Linked DNA regions of Homo sapiens: regions 1 and 3 are each linked to region 2. Evidence: chromatin contacts called from ENCODE Hi-C data. All regions are on one chromosome and are shown on one strand. The core of a region is the stretch at or near the end of the contact, and the rest is flanking DNA. Distances in the headings are between cores, read along the strand shown.

What was found. A loop is a pair of places that touch in the nucleus more often than their neighbours do. Pooled maps may share reads with other maps.
Region 1: a map of heart left ventricle shows a loop between it and region 2 (1.9-fold over the local background). The contact joins the promoter of HEBP2 here to the promoter of NHSL1-AS1 in region 2. A Hi-C loop is called at or near these places in 3 of 168 maps with a recorded cell type or tissue (MCF 10A, esophagus muscularis mucosa and heart left ventricle) and 13 of 50 pooled maps.
Region 3: a map of heart left ventricle shows a loop between it and region 2 (3-fold over the local background). The contact joins the enhancer-like site here to the promoter of NHSL1-AS1 in region 2. A Hi-C loop is called at or near these places in 6 of 168 maps with a recorded cell type or tissue (Caco-2, IMR-90, MCF 10A and 3 more), 2 of 37 single-sample maps with no recorded cell type and 20 of 50 pooled maps.

Annotation. Positions count from the first base shown.
Region 1 is chr6:138,401,164-138,405,895 of GRCh38, reverse strand. It overlaps HEBP2 (heme binding protein 2), which reads right to left and starts at 1,673. Exons shown (of 4, transcript NM_014320.3): 1 at 1,299-1,673; 2 at 616-751. The coding sequence starts at 1,400. It also overlaps the pseudogene MARCKSL1P2. RefSeq lists enhancers at 1,417-1,937, 2,459-2,979 and silencers at 1,208-2,057, 2,188-2,257.
Region 2 is chr6:138,688,207-138,692,935 of GRCh38, reverse strand. It overlaps NHSL1-AS1 (NHSL1 antisense RNA 1), which reads right to left and starts at 1,268. Exons shown (of 4, transcript NR_033896.1): 1 at 968-1,268. It overlaps LOC124900217 (collagen alpha-1(III) chain), which reads right to left and starts at 210. Exons shown (of 2, transcript XM_047419637.1): 1 at 1-210. The coding sequence starts at 173. It also overlaps a transcript of NHSL1 not described here. RefSeq lists silencers at 142-491, 502-551 and an enhancer at 674-1,873.
Region 3 is chr6:138,427,746-138,432,207 of GRCh38, reverse strand. NHSL1 (NHS like 1) reads left to right here. Exons shown (of 8, transcript NM_001144060.2): 6 at 1-1,815; 7 at 2,365-2,497. Among named protein-coding and RNA genes, the nearest start is that of MIR3145, 5.3 kb to the left of the region's middle. RefSeq lists enhancers at 1,023-1,522, 1,523-2,024. Within about 2 kb of position 1,678, at least 5 of the 41 ENCODE cell types and tissues checked have a DNase peak (open chromatin) inside an H3K27ac peak, as active enhancers do; they include heart left ventricle, where a contact is called at or near this core.

The sequences.
Region 1 (4,732 bases), core at 424-2,923, 290 kb after region 2:
GGGTTCCTTGATTTACTTCACATTGTTGACATATTTACCTTTAAGATAATTTTCATCTTAAAACAGTAAGGCCAAAATTACTCAATTGCTCACTGCCCACATTAAACCACTTTCTGTAATACTGATATTCTGGGTTAATAAATTCTTAATTTTTAGAGATAAAAGGGGAAATTAGAGATTACATGGTCAGTAAATTATTTTTTCTTACCATTCAGAAAATGAGGTCCCACAGGCTAAGAGACCTGCTAAAATATAAATAGCAGCAAAGCCAGACCAAAAGCTATGACTTGATGCTTCTAATCTTGGTACCTTCTTGCCTCCTGACGTCTCTGATCCTACCAGTCACCAAATTATCTTGAGGTGTTAGCCATAGAAAAGGACTTATCACGAGTTACACCAAACCCCAGTTCATCCAGCAAAATCAGAGAACAGAGGTTGAAAAGTAATACCCAGTGTAACCCTGGTCCTGAGGAGTCTTGTCTGAAAACAAGACAAGTCTTTGATGACTTGCTTATTTTTCCATTATAAAGGATATTTCTTTAATAAGCTAAAACTCAATAATAAGCCCGGGGACTCTTTCACAATATGCATAATTACAAGGAAAACTGCTTTTACCTTTCTCGTTTTTGCCTTGAATGTAGCTGTTCAGTTTCGTAAAGCCCGTCTGGATGGCTGAATCCCAGTCCATAGACTCCACGGACGTGCTGACCCACTTGGCTGGTCCATAGTGTCGGATCTCATAACTTCCGGGCTAAAGTGGAACAGAGAAAACTTCGAGAAGCAATTCTAAGAGGGTAGGAGTGAGATGCAAAAATACCGGTGCCATGATCTCGGGTCGACCTGGAGCCGTCCTGTCTAGGGGCTGCACCGCCCCGGGGTCCGGCCTGAGGTCCCCGCTCCTTAGGTCTGGGAGGTTCCCCTCCACGAGGTTCCCCTCCTTGCGATTAGGGACCGCAGCGGCCCCAACCCCACACGCTGGGGACTCGATTCACACTTTCAGACAAGCATCTATTACACCCCCTCGGTTCGGAGGGTTCCACCGCGCGTTCTGGGACGTAACCAGTTCCTCCCCGCCCCACCACCCCGCAAAGACAAGAAATTGAGATGGGACCTGCACTGGGGGTAGCGGGGAGGGTAGAGCTAAATGACCGGGGTTTCTCGTTTGCGTAGCATAGTGGGTAGGGACTGGGACCATTTAAAAAACTGTACTTTTTACTTAACTCTATGGGACCCGCTGGCCTCACTGCAAATCAGCCGGAAGGCGGGCCCAGCCCCTCCGCTCCCGAGTCGGCGCCTACCTGGGGGCCGGCGTCCTCCGGGGCCTTCCAGCCCGGCGTCTCCACAGCTTGGGCCGCCGCGTCCTCGGCCGCCCCGGGGTCTGGCTGGAGCGGCTCGGCCATGGGCGGCGCTGACGCTCTGGGAGCCTGGTCAGCCGCGCAGAGGCCCCGCACCCCGGGCCGCCCCGCCTGCGTGTGCGCGCCCCGCCGAGGCCCCGAGTCCCCGCTCCGCAGACCCGGTCCCTCCTCCCGGCCGGGCTGGAGACCCGAGCCCACCCGATGCGTCTGCCTCTGGACCGCGAGGGGGCGCCGCCACCAAGGCGGGGCCGGCTCACGACCCCGGACAGCTCCGGCCGGAGTTGCGCGTCCTGCCCCCGCCCCTCCGCGGCGACAGGGAGCCGCACCTCGCTTCGGCCCGCCTTCTTTTGAGGCACTTCCGCCCCCGCCCCGCCTTTGTTTTTGAAGGAAAGGCACACACAGGTGGCCCCGCGGGCAGTAGGGGGTGGCGCTGTTTCTGTGCAACCGGTTTGGGAACCTCTGCCGCGGCCCCGCCCGCGCTGGGAACCGCGGGCGCTGAGCCGCCTCGAGGGTGTCCCAGCGCACCGCAGGCAGAGAAAGGCAGGAGGTGGCGGCTGGCGACCCGACCCCCGCGGCCCCTGCCCGCACTCCTGGGGCTCAGCCAGGGCGAATGGCCGTACTCATCCCAAGAAGTTGTCCTAGGTCCCAGACAGCTTTCAGGGTCCCTTGCGGAGGAGGTGGTGGGACCACAGACACATGGAGAGAATCTGGAACTGTTCTGGTTTCTGAACTTTTCCCCGACAGGACCCCAGACCCTCTGAGTCATCCCCGCAGGCTTAACGAGACTCGGGGAGAGTTAGTGCCGAGGCCAGACACTAGTGCTTTTCAAGAATTTTGGTTACCAGGGCTTTCCCGAGCCGAGTGGGGTGCGGCTCTGTTCCCCAGCACCCCCTTTCCGCCGGCCAGGCCGACTCCGCGTTACTGTCCCCTGCGGCGGGGACCCGGCACGGCTCCGGCGCCCCCCAGAGGACTCCCATCGTGGGCAGCCAGAGCTCCGAGGCTCTCCGGGGCGACGTGACCGCCGCAGAGGCAGCAGGCACTCCCCACGCGAAAGCCAACGGACAGGAGGGTGGCCACGTGAAAAGCAATGGTGACATCCCCCAAGGGTGAAGGGGAGTAGGCCCCTGTGAACAGAAGAGGCAGCCGGGACCATTGGCAATGCCATGGAGCCAGCACCCCCTAGCCAGGGTGCTGAGGCCAAAGGGGAGGCTCCCTCCCTCGCAAGGAGACTTCCAAGAAGACGAAATTGCCTTTCAAGGCCAGGCACGGTGGCTCACGCCTGTAATCCCTTCATTTTGGGAGGCCAAGACAGGGGTGATCGCTTGAGCCCAGGAGTTCGAGACCAGACTGGGCAACATGGCGAAAACCCGTCTCTACAAAAATACAATAAAATAGCGTTGATAGTAGAGTGGAGAGCATAGCTGCCTTCCAAAAAAAAAAAAAAAAAAAAAAAAGCTGAGTGTGCTGGGGTTGTGATCTCAGCTACTCGGGAGGCTGAGGTGGGAGGATCGGCTTGAGCCTGGGGAGGTCGAAGCTGCAGTGAGCCGAGATTGCGCCACTGCACTCTAGCTTGGGTAACAGAGTGATACCCTGTCTAAAATAAATAAATAAATAAATAAATAAATAAATAAATAAATAAATAAATAATTATCTTTCAAGAAGGGTTTCTAAGAGCAGCTTGTCCTTCAAGAGAAATGGGAAGGAGGGTGGGGTGACTCTTCTGCCTCCTCACCTATGGAGGAAGAACAGGAGTGGGGGAAGATCAATGCCTGCAGCGACAAGGGCGCTGCCCAGGAAGGGAAGGCTGTTGCCACCCCTGAGAGCCAGGAGCCCCAGGCCAAGGGCGCAGAGGCAGTACTGCCTCAGAAGAAGAGGCAGGGCCCCAAGCTACAGAGCTGTCCACTCCCTCGGGGCGGAGAGTGGCCCTACACCAGCCCACGCTGAGCAGAATGAGTAGCTGGGTGGGCCAGGTGGGTGATCTCTAAGCTGCAAAAACTGCTGTTCTTGTGAGGTTACTGCCTGGACCTGGTGCCCTGGCTGCCCTCCTGTGCCCAGAAAGGAAGGGGCTATTGCATCCTACCAGCTACATTCCCTTTCCTTCTCTCCCTCCTGTGGATTCTCCAATCGGCCATGTGGCTTTCCTCGTAAGGCCAGTTGAAGACGGTCCCCCACAGCCTCCCAAGTTAGATTAGTGATATGAAATGTGCCTTTCCCTGGCCCTGCCTCCTTCCCTGTCCCCAGCCCTGCAGAAGGCAATTTTTGGTTTTCTTCCCCAATTCTTTTCCAAGTAGGTTTTGTTTACCCTACTCCCCAAATCCCTGAGCCAGAAGTTGGGTGCTTAAACTCCCAAACCTCGAGGGTCCGGCCTCCCCGCTGTTGAGTTTTTACTCTGGTGCTGTGCCTAGTGGCACCTGGGCCGGGCAGGGGGGCACTGCCCTGCCTAGGGTTCTATTCAAGTTCCAACCTTCAGCTTGTGAATCAACTGTGTCTCTTTTTTGACTCGGTAAGCACATGTTAGGCTTTGGGGCCAGGGAGAGGTCTGTAATGTGAAATAACTTCTTCTTGCCTTTTCTTCTCTCATTTTTATGAATAACTTTTAATGGCCAAACCCCAGATTTGTATTCTTTTTTTTTCTAACTGCTACAACCATTCTCTTCCACCTGGTTTTATTATAACAATTGGAAAAGGAATAAATATCCCTTAAATTTTTTTTTGTTAGATGTATTCTTTATTTTTTCCAAGAGATTTATTAAGATATAATTCATATACCATATAGTTCACCCATTTAAAGTGTACTAGTCAATGGTTTTTAGGATCTTTAGATCTGGGCAACCATCATCACAAGGACTGGGCAACCATCATCACAAGGTGAGAACATTTTCATCACTTCCCACCCTTAAAGAAACTCTATAACCTTTAGCCACCACCTCCCAATTCCCCATTCCCTATGCCTAGACAACTACTAATTTGTTCTCTGTCTCTATAGTTTTGTCTATTTGGAACATTTCATATGAATGGACTCATAATAGTACGTGGTCCTTTGTGACTGGTTTCTTTAACTTGGCAAAGTGTTTTCGAGGTTCATCTGTGTTGTGGCAGGTACTCCATTTCTTTTTATAGCTGATTAATAGTCCATTGGATAAACATTTTATCAACTTATCAGATGAGGGACATTTGGGCCATTTTCAACTTTTGGCTATTATAAATAAAGCTGCTCTACATGTTTATGTACATGTTTCTGTGTGCATGTATGTTTTCATGTCTCTTGGGTAAACATCTAGGAGTAGAAGTTCTGGGTCAAATGGTAACTCTATGTTTAACTTTCTGAGAAACTGCCAGACTGTTTTTTCGCCACTTCACATTCTCACTAACAAGGT
Region 2 (4,729 bases), core at 19-2,518:
CGTCCGTCCGTCCTTCCTGCCCGCCCGGCCTCTCCCCTGCGGGCAGGGGCCGCCAGGCTTCCCTCGGCGCCCCGCCGCTGCCCGGGACTTCCTTTGTGTTGGATGCAGGCTGGCGCCCCGCGCCGACGGGAGGCAGACTGAGGGATCCCGCGCCGCCGGCCCGCCCCCGCCATGCCCTTCCACCAGAGGACCCTGGAGCCCGCGCGGCTGCGCCGGCCCGAGGCGGCGGGGGCCGGGGCTGCGGGCGCGCCACTCTTCCGCTCGCTGGAGCAGGTCAGCTCGCATGCCCTGGGCTGCCTGCTGGCGCAGCTGGCCGACCTGTCGCGCTGCGCCGGGGACATCTTCGGCGAGCTCGAGGGCCAGGCGGCCGCGCTGGGCCACCGCACCGCCGCGCTGCACCGCCGCCTCGACGCCCTGCAAGCCGCCGCTGCGCGCCTGGACCACCGCCGAGTGAAAATCCGTGAGTGGCCGGCGGGCCGGGGGAGGGGAACCGGCGGGGGAGGCACCCGGAGAGCTGCTCCCGCCCGCCCCCTGGCGGCCCTGGGTCGGCGCGGGGGCCGCGGAGCCCCGCGATGTCGGGGTCTCCAGTGGGGACTGCCGGACCCCAGCGGGAGGCTGGGCAGGTGGCAGGGGCGCAGAGCGCTCTGTGACTTTCGGACTCCTGGAGGGTCTTGGCTACCTCGAGAGAGTGGGCGCGGAGGGTGGGAATTGGACAGTCCCCTTGTCTGCTCCTTCTGTCTGTCTGTGTCTGTCTGTTTGGGAGACCCCGGGGCGCTGTAGACAGAGGAGAGCCAAGTTCGTGGGAAAACTGTCACAGGCAGGTAGCCTGTTGGAAAAGCCAGGGGAGAATATAAATTTGGGCATATAGTAGTTACAGTTTTGGAGACTTCAGGACGATCCGTTTGTAAAACCCTGGGGATCTCGGCGAGCGTTGGGGCTGCTTGCCACCTCTCTTCCCGCCGCCTACCTGTGTTCTTACCGACAAGCAAAACTATGCAGACTTTAAGGGTTTTCCCATTTGGCGCAGAATTTTCTTTCTTCTCCCAGACTGACCCACCAGCTCTTTGTGATTCAGAAGACGTTGACCTTGAGTTCAGGCTCTGAATCCCATTCATCTTTGTCCGGCTTCCTCCAACCCTGAAAGTCAAGTCTATGTCCTGATATAGTGATCTCTCCGGTGATCCATTTCATTTCAGCAGCTTAACTGGCTCCGGTGAATGAAGCAACTGGAATTTCCTGCTGGCCCAAAGCAGAGAAACTTTCAGTGTGATGTCTCTGTGGTTTCTCCCTTTTAAGTACGTGAACTTGGTCATAATCCTAAGTGTAAAGAATAAATTGGAGATGGTTGATGGATTGCTGGGTGGGAGGGGAGATGTTGATGTAACACACGCCTAGATTTCAGCAGCTCTGGATGAAATAGTTTTTTCTCCTAGAATCACTTCATATGCAATCTCGAATAGCTCGTTTTCCAGCTAGCTAGAAAAACTTAGCTATATTTTAACTACCTTACAGCCTAAGAGTTCAAAATTTTCAATTATTTAATTTCAGTGAGATTGCTTGCTATAATACATCTTTCTCCAAGTTGTATAATTAATTCGTGGCAGTTTTACATTTTTGCGTTCATCTCTTTGATTGTGCCGTCAACACATTCATATGAATTGTGGACAGTTCCCAACCTGGGAGAGCGTCCCCCTCCAAGAAAAAAAAATCAGTGGGGAGGAATCAAAGTGATCTCATAAGGTTGTTGACATAATCAGAATATATCTACTTAATGTGAGTGATGACTTCATGCATATGGTAGGATACACTGTCCTAGTAGGATGTCATGGTCTATGCGGCAATCACGAGTTGCTTCTATGCGTTTTCTGTCTAGGGTGTAGGTACGTGGGAGAACCAGAATTTTACCCTTGACAAAGAATGTGATGAGGGAGATCTGATTGATAGGTGAACTGATCTATTGTGGGAATTAAAAAACAAGAGGAAACTCCCTGAAGGTCAAGAACTCCTTCCTTTACTAGTTTGGTTTTACATTTAAATGTATCACTTTTCTCTGTTCTTTAGTACATATGCCCCAATAGGCTACTGTCCATAGCCAGAAATCCCCCAAATTCTCCATATTAACTAAGGTTGTTCTAATTACAGTAACTGAAATAACTCTTTTCAAAACTTTTCACAAGTTTGTTTGAATCTTAAGTGGTTGTGATTTCATACCTGTCTTCCAGGCTGGAGTGCTGTGGTGCAATCTCAGCTCACTGCACCCTCCGCCTCCTGGGTTCAAGCAATCCTCCTGCCTCAGCCTCTAGAGTACCTGGGATTACAGGCGCCCGCCACCACGCCCGGCTAATTTTTGTATTTTTAGTAGAGACAGGGTTTCGCCATGTTTGTCAGGCTGGTCTTTAACTCCCAACCTCAGGCGATCCACCTGCCTCGACCTCCCAAAGTGCTGGGATTACAGGTGTGAGCTACCACACGTGGCCCCATTTTTTTTTTTTTAATAATCATGCAAGAAGGCTTTTTATTGAATATAATTATGCCTGAGTATAAATGTACATGTAGAGAAGAAAGCTGACTATCAAGACATTAATTTTTGTGGTTTCTTTCACCTTCACACACTTTGCTTTTTTATGTGCTTAAAAGCAGTGAAATGCCTATGCATTACCATCTGTTAGGATTCTTTTAAAACAATGCCTCAAACCTTGTTTCTGTGTAAAAACTACAGTTTGAAGTTGTTCTGCCATTTTAGGCAGGTCTTCAGAATATCATACTCCATTAGTATGGATGGCTAGACTTTTAGACTTGGAATTGACCGTAAAGGCCATCCATTTCGTGAATTCTTACCCAGAGAGGAAATCCAGTCCAACAGCATTGCAGTTAATTCACCCCAGGTTAGGCTGTGGGTAATGACACATCCGGGCCTGAAGCCCAAACCTTCTGATTGTCTCGCCTGTCGTCCCACTGCCTGTGTTCCTTCCCTTTAGAAGAGTGTGGAGCCAGGCACAGTGGCTCATGCCTGTAATCCCAGCACTTTGGGAGACCAAGGTGGGCGGATCATTTGAGGCTAGGAGTTCAAGATCAGCCTGGCCAACATGGCGAAACCCCGTCTCTACCAAAAATACAAAAATTAGCGAGACTGTCTCAAAAAAAAAAAAGGTGTGGAAATGGGGAGCAAAGTTTAGATATGTTCCTTAAACAGTCCTAAGGATAACTGTGACCGTTAATTCCACCCTTCTTGTCAGATAAACCATTTAATGAGTCTCCCCAGGAGCAATTAACAGAATCCAGCAGTTTACCAAAAGCCTCTAGCAGTTGGGGACAGCATATTTCAGTGACCAATAATAGCTTTCTACCATAAGAAAGGATGTGAGAATGTCAGTGGAACAATTTAAAAAAATGTATAAACACTCTTTGCAATACAGAGACAGTATTTTAGTCCTGTGGGCTGGCCCTGCTGGCCTCAATGATCCTGAGAGGTATTTCATCAAGTTTGCCATTCCTCAAAATCTCATGGGTAGAAAGTTATCCAAAATAATTTTTTGTCATGCCTTGGGGAGAATGCATGTTATTATTCTGTTCATTGAAGACTCCTACTTTCTTTCCCTGACACCCCCAGGTTGAGGGGCTGTTCCCATGGCATTGGTTCACCTCGATCACCACATTTACCAAGGGGACTTCTGCACCCCTCTGCCAGACAGCAGGACCTTTGAGGTCCAGGATGGCCGAGTCTTTGTTTTTCTAGAGCTTAGAACAATGCCTGGATGTGATAGCTCAATAGATGTTTGAATTGAATTAATACTTAGTGACTTAGTGCTTACTGTCAGGAAGAATAACTATAAAAACCTTAGGGAGGAAGGAGGATGGATCTTTTGAGGCAGGTGGATCAGTTGAGGCCAGGAGCTCAAGACTAGCCTGGCCAATATGTTGAAACCCCGTCCCTACTAAAAATACAGTACTAAATACAATACTAAGTACAAGTACAAAAATACAATACTAAAAATACAATACTGCTACCAATGTAAGTGATCGAGACAATTACTTTACAAAAATAAAAATGTAAACTTTCTGCCTTTAATGTTTAGTGCTTAACCACCAATCTCTGCTCCTGTCTGTAAAAGTCAGACTTCATTAATTTTGCTGACACAGTAAGTTCTCATGGAAAATAGTGACAACAGCCAGCAATGTGAATAGTTACATCTTGGCTCTGTAAATATCAAAACAGACTTTGCTAAGCAGAAATCAATAGACACTCGATCAAATAGTCTGTTTCTATTTTTTTATTTTTATTTTAATTTTTTTGAGATGGAGCCTTACTCTGTCGCCCAGGATGGAGTGCAGTGGCGTGATCTCAGCTCACTGCAACCTCTGCCTCCCGGGTTCAAGCAATTCCCTGCCTCATCCTCCTGAGTAGCTGGGATTACAGATGCCCACCACCATGCCTGGCTAATTTTTGTATTTTTAGTAGAGATGGGGTTTCACCATCTTGACCAGGCTGGTCTTGAACTCCTGACCTCGTGATCCACCCGCCTCGGCCTCCCAAAGTGCTGAGATTACAGGCGTGAGCCACTGTGCCTGGCCCCTGTTTTTATTTTTAAGCCCTGTGTGATTGGGTTTTCTTTCTCTTTAAAAATAGTTTTGTTGAAATAAAATTTACACACCATACAATTCACCCACTTAAAGCATACTGTTTGGCCGGGTGGAGTGGCTCACACCTGTAATTACAGTACTTTGGGAG
Region 3 (4,462 bases), core at 429-2,928, 260 kb after region 2:
CAGGCAAGAGTGGCAGCTCGCCCTCCCAGAGCCCCTGCAGTGACTTGGAAGAGCCCTGGCTGCCCCGCTCCCGGAGCCAGAGCACAGTTAGTGCTGGCAGCAGCATGACTTCCGCCACCACCCCCAATGTCTACTCCCTGTGCGGGGCCACGCCATCGCAGAGTGACACAAGCAGCGTCAAGTCAGAGTACACGGACCCCTGGGGTTATTACATTGACTACACGGGCATGCAGGAAGATCCGGGGAACCCGGCAGGGGGCTGTTCAACCAGCAGTGGGGTGCCCACTGGGAACGGGCCAGTCCGCCATGTCCAAGAAGGGTCCAGAGCCACAATGCCCCAAGTGCCCGGTGGTTCAGTCAAACCAAAGATCATGTCACCAGAGAAGTCACACAGAGTCATTTCTCCATCCAGTGGGTATTCCAGCCAGTCGAATACACCCACAGCACTCACCCCTGTGCCTGTGTTTTTAAAATCAGTGTCACCAGCAAACGGGAAGGGGAAGCCCAAGCCCAAGGTACCAGAAAGGAAGTCCTCTCTGATATCTTCAGTATCCATTTCCTCATCGTCCACTTCTCTTTCTTCTAGTACTTCTACTGAAGGAAGTGGCACTATGAAGAAGCTGGATCCAGCCGTGGGCTCTCCCCCGGCTCCTCCTCCTCCTCCTGTTCCCTCTCCTCCATTCCCTTGTCCTGCAGACAGGTCTCCTTTCCTTCCTCCCCCACCTCCTGTCACAGATTGCTCCCAGGGCTCTCCTCTGCCTCACTCTCCTGTGTTCCCCCCTCCGCCGCCAGAAGCTCTCATTCCTTTCTGCTCCCCACCTGATTGGTGCCTTTCTCCTCCCCGCCCTGCACTGAGCCCCATTCTTCCAGATTCACCTGTGTCCTTGCCATTGCCCCCACCTCTCTTACCTTCCTCGGAACCCCCACCTGCCCCACCTCTTGACCCCAAATTCATGAAAGACACCAGGCCGCCTTTCACAAATTCTGGCCAGCCAGAATCCTCCCGGGGATCCTTGAGGCCGCCTTCTACCAAGGAGGAGACCAGCAGGCCCCCCATGCCCCTGATAACCACGGAAGCATTGCAGATGGTGCAGTTGAGGCCCGTGAGAAAGAACTCAGGCGCTGAGGCGGCACAGTTGTCTGAACGAACAGCTCAGGAACAACGAACTCCAGTTGCTCCACAGTACCACTTAAAGCCATCTGCTTTCCTGAAATCCCGAAATAGCACAAATGAAATGGAGAGTGAAAGCCAGCCTGCCTCTGTGACAAGCTCGCTTCCGACGCCTGCCAAGAGCTCGAGTCAGGGTGACCATGGCAGTGCGGCTGAGCGTGGTGGCCCTGTGAGCCGCAGCCCTGGAGCTCCAAGCGCTGGGGAGGCAGAGGCTCGGCCCAGCCCCAGCACCACCCCACTCCCAGACTCTTCACCCAGCAGGAAGCCACCCCCCATTTCCAAGAAGCCCAAACTGTTCCTGGTGGTACCACCTCCGCAGAAAGATTTTGCAGTGGAGCCCGCAGAGAACGTGAGCGAAGCCCTCCGAGCTGTGCCCAGCCCCACGACGGGAGAGGAGGGCTCTGTGCACAGCAGGGAGGCAAAAGAGAGTTCTGCAGCCCAAGCTGGCTCTCATGCCACGCACCCTGGCACCTCGGTTCTTGAGGGAGGAGCTGCAGGATCCATGTCTCCCAGCAGAGTGGAAGCCAATGTCCCCATGGTTCAGCCTGATGTCTCACCAGCCCCCAAGCAGGAGGAGCCAGCCGAGAACAGTGCGGATACTGGGGGCGATGGGGAGAGCTGCCTATCTCAACAGGACGGAGCAGGTGAGTCTGGCTTCCTGGCTTCTCTCTCCTGTGCCCTCTGCCCATATGCAGCTGAACCAGATAGGGTTGTTGAATGCTCACACGTGGAAAGAACCCAGGTAGATCAGATTCCTGTTAAAGCTAGCAGTATGTAGGCTTCCTGTGTTAAAACACAGATTAAGTTACCAACTTTGCATTTTGTTATTATTTTTAAAATCTAGACCTAAAGGCATGGCAGAAAATAGGGGGATGGAGATGATCTGCAGCAGGCTGGGTATTAAATAGCAATGGGTAACACCTCCCTTCCGAAGAGCCGCGCAAAGAAACGTTGCAACAAAATTTAAGAGAGATGCCATGGGCGTTCCATACTTTAACAAAGAATGAGCTCTGGCTCTCAGGCTAGTGTCATTTCCTCCCTTCTTTGTAAACTATCAAACTACAGACCCACGGCATCTCCCTGTGGTTCTCACATTGTCGGGAATGGCAGGGAAGCAGCATATTTAGAAGCTTGGCTGAGGACTGAAATTCCAGTCACTTGTGCGTCTTGTATGCCTGCCTGCTCTTCTGTAGCTGGGGTGCCGGAGACCAACGCAGCCGGTTCATCCTCAGAGGCCTGTGACTTCCTCAAGGAAGACGGGAATGATGAGGTAATGACCCCCAGTCGACCCAGGACCACAGAAGACCTTTTTGCAGCTATTCACAGGTATTTCAAACTCCTTCCTCTGACTTTAATCTACTGTGTAATTCCTTCTTTCCAAGCAGCACCTCAATTTACTTTTCTTCCTTGAGGTTTCTTCTGTCACCCAATCATAACTCCTTAACTTTACTGTTGATTTTTTAGTGGGTTTCTACAGTTTTATTTCCTCTGGCTCCAATTTCTGTTTTACTTTGTCTCACTGATTTTTATGACATTGGGGACAGTGGCTCAATGTGATACGTTCTGGTAGGCGCTGCTCTTCCTGGCAAGGAGCGCAGTGTGGCAGTCATAAGACAGAGTATATTAGCAAGAGTCGGATTAAAGTGACTGACAGTGCAGTCAGGAGGAGGAATGCTATGTTCTGTGGACTTAGGATGCACAGACTAGCTCCATGGGACTCTCTTCCTAAAGATGTTTTAGTTTATTCTAATTTTTTTCATTTTACAGAAAAACCACAGTTATACAGAGCAATTTCTTTGGCTGCTTAAGTGTTTCTATAAAAGAGTACGGCCCTTTAAGCGGGAGCAAAAGAATGACTTATGCTTGTTAATATACCACTAGTGCCATCTACTGGCATCAGAAATCGTTGGGTTTAAAAACAAACAAAAAGGGTAAAATTTTCAAAGTAATGGCCTGAACTGTTACACTTTTTATATGTGGTCACCTTTAAGAGTAAATATGATTTAGCACTGAAGTTTTACTTACTGCATCACTTTTCTGATTGGAAACAGCTGACTACTCCCACACAGTGTCATCGTAAAAGCTGATGACTGTATATGTGCAACTACGTTAAGCCGTAATGCTGTATAAACCTTTTGCTTCCTTCTAGACTTCTCTACCACGGTATTTCCAGGTAACTCTAATGAATGTCCTTATGCTGCCAAGGCCTTATTTTGCCCTGAATGAAGATCCTTTCTTTTTTTTTAACCTCCTGAAACAAAGCATCCTGTAGAATCATTTGATTCTGTGTGTGAATGATCTTATGTCAGCACTGCTTTCCCAATTCTTGGACTCTCCCTGAAAAGACTATTGCATAAGATGAAAAACATAGTGCTGTACCTACCTGAAACTCTTCATGCAACACATTAACATCTAACTTGGTGTGGGGGGAACGAAGCCGGTGAATTAATGTTCTTGTCAAGAATTACGCTCTTTACGTCGCTCCTCTAGTGTTGGTATAATAGATCCTAAAGACTGCCCCTTTTAACATGGACTGGTTTCTTCAGTCTCATTAGAAGTGAAAAGGTAGCTGGTTGTCCAATTATTTCTCAAAACAGAGAAATGATAAATGATGCATCCTTTGAAACTTCAGTGGCAATTCTAGAAGTTCCCATAGATGTTTCTAACTCTTAACCACGCTAGACACATAAGAAGCACTCAATAAATATTTCCTGAATTAAATGAAACCAACTGGTATTTAACCATTAGAAGATTCTTCCAAGACTCAGAGTATTTCATTTAGTATGGAATGCACTGGGTTGCTAAATATACAGGCATATCTGTCTATTTATAATAGCCATCCACAGAGAAGATTTGCGTAGCCTGGTTGTTCTGTGTACTCGATACTTGGTTCCAGTGAGGAAACCCAACTGTTGTGGGTCCAAATTACTGCATATTTTTTCCCAAAAATATGCCAAAGGCCTCTTCTATATTTTGGCAACCTTCTTAAGGCATCGAAAAATGTGTTGTTTCTCTTACTAGGACGTTACATCGACTGCAGATGTAGAAATCGGTCAGTTGGTGTTACTCAGTGCACGTATGAGAGAAGTCAAAGCCAAATAGGCCTTAGGAATGGATTGCAGAGAGAGAGTGAGGACATATGCTAATTTCTGTTGTAGCGTTGAGAATAAATTAGCAGACATAGTAAAAATCCATCTACTGTCTGTGCTTTTTTAGGGCTTTATTTTTATGTCCTTCAGCGCTTAAGCTCATAATTTAAAATAAAGAATATCTAAGTTGAAACACAGCTTC